2 separate regions of the Homo sapiens genome follow, and region 2 is linked to region 1. Evidence: read pairs that join two places in POLR2A ChIA-PET (ENCODE). Cell type or tissue: K562. All regions are shown on one strand. Each heading gives the region's core, and the rest is flanking DNA. Links, peaks and the distances in the headings are about the cores only. Region 1 overlaps GET1-SH3BGR (GET1-SH3BGR readthrough). Region 2 overlaps BRWD1 (bromodomain and WD repeat domain containing 1).

Region 1 (2,913 bases), core at 91-2,590:
AAGGACAATACCACCACAAGTATCTCTTTTATAGCAGCTTACCTCAAAAGCAGATTGAAACAAACAGATCCATCTTCTGAGGTCTTTAAAAGGATTTACCTTTTCATTTAATTCTCAATTCTCCTGTTTTATCAAGAAAGCAAAAGAGAATTTAACTGGCATTAGATCCTTTGCAATAGGAATCTAATATCACTTTCTCTACTGAGAGGGTTTTTTTTGAAGTCAGTTTCTGCTTTTTGCTGCATCTGCTTAATTCTCCAGCCTTCTCTTCTGATGAAATATATTAGGCAGTCCACAATCTCCTCACTACAAGAAATCAAATGATCTTAGTAATAATTAATATTAGCATTACACTTAATATCTAACTAGTGCTCTTACTTTGTACAAACTTATTTCACATCACCTCATCTCAGCCACCTAGAGGGAATAGGTTCAGACAGGTTTAAAGTTCAGAGACTGTCCCTGTTTCTTAGCTCCAGGGGCAGTGCTTTTTTCATTAAGCACCATGACTGCAACACCACATTGGTGGGAGCATTACACAATCCTAAGGCAAAGAATTTCTCTTTCCAGACACATTCTGCTGTGTAGCGGTGGGCAGAAGCAGATCCTTATTTGTGAACCTTTGCATCTAGATTAAGAAGAATCCAGGCTGGGCATTGTGGCTCACATCTGAAATACCAGCACTTTGGGAGGCTGAGGTGGGTGGATAGCTTGAGCTCAGAAGTTTAGGACCAGCCTGGGCAACATGGCGAAACCGTCTCTACAAAACAAATACAAAAATTAGTGGGGTGTGGTGGTGCACACTTGTAGTCCCAGCGACTTGGGAGGCTGAAGTGGGATTGCTTGAGTCCAGGAGGCAGAGGTTGCAGTGAGCTGTGATCGCGGCACTGCATTCCAGCCTGGGTGACAGGGCCAACTCTGTCTCAAAAACAAACAAACAAACAAACAAACAAACAAAAACAAAAAGAAGAATCCCAGATGTTGGTGTAAGGGACCCTGAAAGACTACAAATGCTCCCGTGTAGCCCTCATAGCCTTGCCTGTCCTTGTCCCCAGGAGCTGTTCCTCCCTGCCCTCTTGCTCATGACCTCAGTCCCTAATTTCCTCCTCACCTATCTTGGTAAATCCAAATGGCTCAAACAATGGTTGCTAATCCGCAAGAAGAATTTGTTTTTTTGGCCAGTTGTTTCTGACTCAAGCTAGAGTTCGGCTGACTTCTGCTAAAGCCCCTCCTTCTTCCTCACTTTAGAACACTCCTTCAACAAGTCTTCTTATGCAGGCAATTTTGGATAAAGGCTTAATTCAAGAGTGTTTTTCATGTTACATTCACAAATTGTCCAGCTACAGTAGTGGGAGGGAGTGGGATGGAGTAGAAGGTGATGGACAATTTGAAGGCAGACCGGCTTGGGTTTGAACTTGGGTCTGCCTGTCACTTAAGTGCTCTTGTCCATCTGTAAAATGTGAGTGACACCACCAATCCCATAGGGTTGAGAAAGAAAAGAAGCTTATCTGAGGAATGCAACCCCCTTTAAATGACCAGGCCCAAAGAGGCACTGGAATGAGACAGCAGTCACGTCCCCCCATCCCCCCAGCTGAGCTAAGTAATCATTTCTAAGCTGCTTGCTCCGTGGGCTCTGACTGACACCACCAATAGCTATAAATTAACCTAACAATGCCATATGCTGGACACCACAGCTCATACCCTGTGGTTCAAACAACAATCTAATCGCCAGTCACTGTTATTTCTGTAGACCAATGAGAATTCCTGAAAAACGACGTTTGCAATTGTCCCTCTCCTGACTTTGTCCTTTTTTCTTTAAAAAATGCAAGCCTCTCACAGAAGACTAAAGTGAACTTCAATTGTCCCATGTTTGATAAAGTAGAAGCCTAGCCATCTTAGTCTCTTAGTTTAATAAAAATTGATGTAACAGCCAAAAAAGAAAAAAAATTCCAATGGAAATCCTGTAGAGCCACATAAGAATAAACAAGACTATAAATAACTTCACTCTTAAAACAATTCTACCAGATTAAAATGTCCCCTAATGAGGCTTTCTAGACTTAGCTGTGAGAAAGGTGGTGGATTGGAAGGTGTTACCGCCCTCTCCACGTGGATGTGCAAGTCATAAGCCTCTGTGGATGCTGAGTTGTCCCATTACCTACTGGCTCCAGTGGATGTCTGTATTTTGCAGGATCCTTATAGCTAGAAGTAATTGTAGCTTCTTAAAAATGCTTGAAAAATCAAAAATCTGTCAATGTTTCAGTGAGAAGATCCCTTACTAGCAAAATTATCCACAATCTTTCCTGCTCAATAATTTGCCTAGCCTAACGTTAGGGATCTAGTTTCCTCAGGATGGGCAAAGGGTGGTCTTACCATAAAGACAATTTTTTTTTTGTTGGTGGAATGGATGAGTAGAAAATGACTGCTACCAATTTTATTTATTTTATTTTTGAGATGGAGTCTTGCTCTGTCGCCAGGCTGGAGTGCAGTGGCATGATCTCGGCTCACTGCAACCTCTGCCTCCCGGGTTCAAGCGATTCTCCTGCCTCAGCCTCCCAAGTAGCTGGGACTACAGGTACGTGCCACCAAGCCCAGCTAATTTTTGTATTTTTAGTAGAGATGGGGTTTCACCATGTTGGCCAGGATGGTCTCGATCTCTTGACCTTGTGATCTGCCCGCCTCGGGCTCCCAAAGTGCTGGGATTACAGGTGTAAGCCAGCGCGCCTGGCCTGCCATAAATTTTCTAGTGGATGTACTGTCAACTTGCTTTTGTCAAATTTCTAAAACACATAGTATAAGGCAGTGATCAATTCTACTATTGATCACTACTATAACCTAATCTGTCTCATGTAAAAAAAGCTACAAGCAACTTCAGATTAATTGCTGTGTTCACCGATTTGTCTTAAATAGGCAAAA
Region 2 (2,913 bases), core at 207-2,706, 120 kb before region 1:
ATCACCTCAGCAGGGTTAACTTAGACAAACCTAACCATGAATTTTCTAAGACTAAACTTGTAAATAGATTTCAAATTTATTTTGTAATTTTTTTTACTCTATCAAACAAATAAATGTAACTCAGTAATTACAAAACTTGTTACTACATCAGAATATGTACTTGTATGAATATCAATGTATTATATGTATATATTTTATGTATATATGTTTGTATGTATATATTGCACATATTATATGTATATATACTTGTGTGAATACATTTGTACTTTCCTTTTTCTTCATCTTCGCTTGTTAACCTTCCTGGGTTATGACTTAATTACCCAAACTGGGAGGAGACTGGTATTACCATTTTAAGTACTCTACAGGATTAAGGAATCAGGTTATGATAGAAGATTATAGGCTATGACTTGGAACTTGGGTGCACTGCCAGATACTTTAAGTCTTAGGCTGAGCCTTTTTTAATAGTAAAACCCCTTTAAAACAAAAACCTCTTTTACAATTTTGTATTTCCCACAAGTCTTGAAACTAATCCCATTATCATTTAATTTTCACAGTGGAACTCTAAAAGACCCTTCCATCCTGAGGGTAGCTAATTTCTTTCCTCTATAGATTCTGTATTGTCCTTGACTATAGAGATCTATCATTCTATAGGTATTTCATTTGTAACTTGGGGACACTTAATGATCATGGTAGTGTGATTGATGAGCTACAGTCTAGCAATATAGCAGTGCAGGTAGAGACTAGAAACTTGGGAGCTGGACACGGAGGCTCACACCTGTAAACCAAGGTTTTGTAAACTTTTTTTCTACAGATGAGGTGTTGCTTATGTTGCCCAGGCTGCTCTCAAACCCCTGGCACCAAGTGATCCTCCCACCTCAGACTCTCAAGTCTCTGTGTAGCCTTAGCCACCACACTTGGCTTCAATTCTTATAAGAAGCAAAAGTAGGCCTGGCAAGGTGACTCATGCCTGTAATCCCAGCACTTTGGGAGGCCAATGCAGGTGGATCACTGAAGGTCAGGAGTTCGAGACTAGCCGGGCCAACATGGTGAAACCCCGTCTCTACTAAAAACACAAAAAGTAGCCAGGCATAGTGGTACATGTCTGTAATCCCAGCTACTCAGGAGGCTGAGGCAGGAGAACTGCATGAACCTGTGAGGCAGAGGTTGCAGTCAGCCAAGATTATACCACTGCACTCCAGCCTGGGCAACAGAATGACACCTTGTCTCAAAAAAAAAAAAAAAAAAAAGCAAAAGTACCAAAAATACTCTTGCCCCCAAATACAGGTTGGAATAACAGCATGGTCACAAGTTTAAGATAAATTGTGGCTTTACAAACACTAATACTAGAATCATCTAAAAAGCTTTTTAAAATACTGATGTCCAGTCCCACCACAAAGATTCTGATTTAACTGGTTTGGGGCATACTCTGGGCAACCAGATTTTATAAAGCTCCCCAGATGATTCTCATCTGAAGATGAAAACCACTAAGAAAAAGGAACAAGTTACCATCATAAGGAACAATAAGACAAATACAGAATGTAAAACATTCTACAGGATAAATGATTTGGTCTCCAGTAAATCAATGGCATAGAAACAAGACTATTCAAGATAAAAAGAGATTTAAGATAATCAGGGAAGGGGCAGGATGCGGTGAGTCACACCTATAATCCCAGCACTTTGGGAGGCCGAGGCGGGCAGGTCACAAGGTCAAGAGATGGAGACCATCCTGGCCCACATGGTGAACAGCCGTCTCTACTAAAACTACGAAAATTAGCTGGGCATAGTGGTGTGCGCCTGTAGTCCCAGCTACTTGGGAGGCTGAAGCAGGCAAATCGCTTGAACCCGGGAGGCAGAGGTTGCAGTGAGCCGAGATCACACCACTGCACTCCAGCCTGGCGACAGAGTGAGACTCCATCTCAAAAAAAAACAAAACAAAAATCAGGGAAGGTGTGGTGGCTCACACCTGTAATTCCAACTTTGGGAGGAGCATTTGAGACCAGCCTGGACAACATAGCGAGTCTTTTTCTCTAGGGGAAAAAAAAAAAACTTAGCCAGGTGTGGTGGCACATGCCTGTGGTCCCAGCTACTCAGGAGGTGGAGGGCTGAGGTGGGAAGATTGCTTGAGCCTGGGAAATGGAGGCTTCAGTGAGCTGTGATCACACCACTGCACCCCAGCCTGGGTAATAGAGTGAGACCCAGGGTGGGGCGGGGAGAGAATCAATCAGTCAATGCATGTATGGACCTTTCTCAAGACCAAATCAAACTAATTGTAAAAAGACACCCAGGGAGGCCGGGCGCGGTGGCTCACGCCTGTAATCCCAGCACTTTGGGAGGCAGAGGCAGGCGGATCATGAGGTCAGGAGATCGAGACCATCCTGGCTAACACAGTGAAACCCCGCCTCTACTAAAAATACAGAAAAATTAGCCGGGCGTGGTGGCGGACGCCTGTAGTCCCAGCTACTCGGGAGGCTGAGGCTGGAGAATGGCGTGAATCCGGGAGGCGGAGCTTGCAGTGAGCCGAGATCGCACCGCTGCACTCCAGCCTGGGCGACAGAGCGAGACTCCGTCTCAAAAAAAAAAAAAAAAAAAAGACACCCAGGGAACAAAAAGAAAATCTGGATATGGACTCTGTGATATTGGCACTTGATGATATAATAAGCAGTCCTTATTTTTTAGAGATGAACTCTGACAAACTTAGAGATGAAATGTAGTGTCTGGAATCTGCCTTAAAACATTCCAACACATTAACCAGTGAAATGAATGGCTTTCTGGAATTTGCTTAAAAACAAGGGAGCAGACAATATGCAACATTCTCTGATAATCACTGAAGTTGGAAAATGGGCACCTAGTGGGTGGGTCATTTATTCTATTATTTTTGTTTGAAGATGTCCATTGATAGTTTCTTAAAACATA

Evidence for each region. Peaks named below come from ENCODE experiments on the same cell type or tissue, not always from the same donor. Only the 100,000 strongest peaks of a DNase experiment are listed, where the experiment ranks them.
Region 2: POLR2A ChIA-PET joins it to region 1 with 5 read pairs; 5 of 35 experiments call an interaction of 5 or more read pairs at or near these places.

What each region holds. Positions count from the first base shown.
Region 1 is chr21:39,429,089-39,432,001 of GRCh38, forward strand. All of the region lies in intron 8 of GET1-SH3BGR (GET1-SH3BGR readthrough), which reads left to right. It overlaps LCA5L (lebercilin LCA5 like), which reads right to left. Exons shown (of 11, transcript NM_152505.4): 4 at 43-123. Among named protein-coding and RNA genes, the nearest start is that of LCA5L, 15 kb to the right of the region's middle. RefSeq lists an enhancer at 1,395-1,689. In K562, for the core only: no CTCF peak of the experiment used is centred there; DNase peaks (open chromatin) are centred at 1,553 and 2,123.
Region 2 is chr21:39,307,255-39,310,167 of GRCh38, forward strand. All of the region lies in intron 4 of BRWD1 (bromodomain and WD repeat domain containing 1), which reads right to left. Among named protein-coding and RNA genes, the nearest start is that of BRWD1, 4.9 kb to the right of the region's middle. In K562, for the core only: no CTCF peak of the experiment used is centred there; no DNase peak of the experiment used is centred there.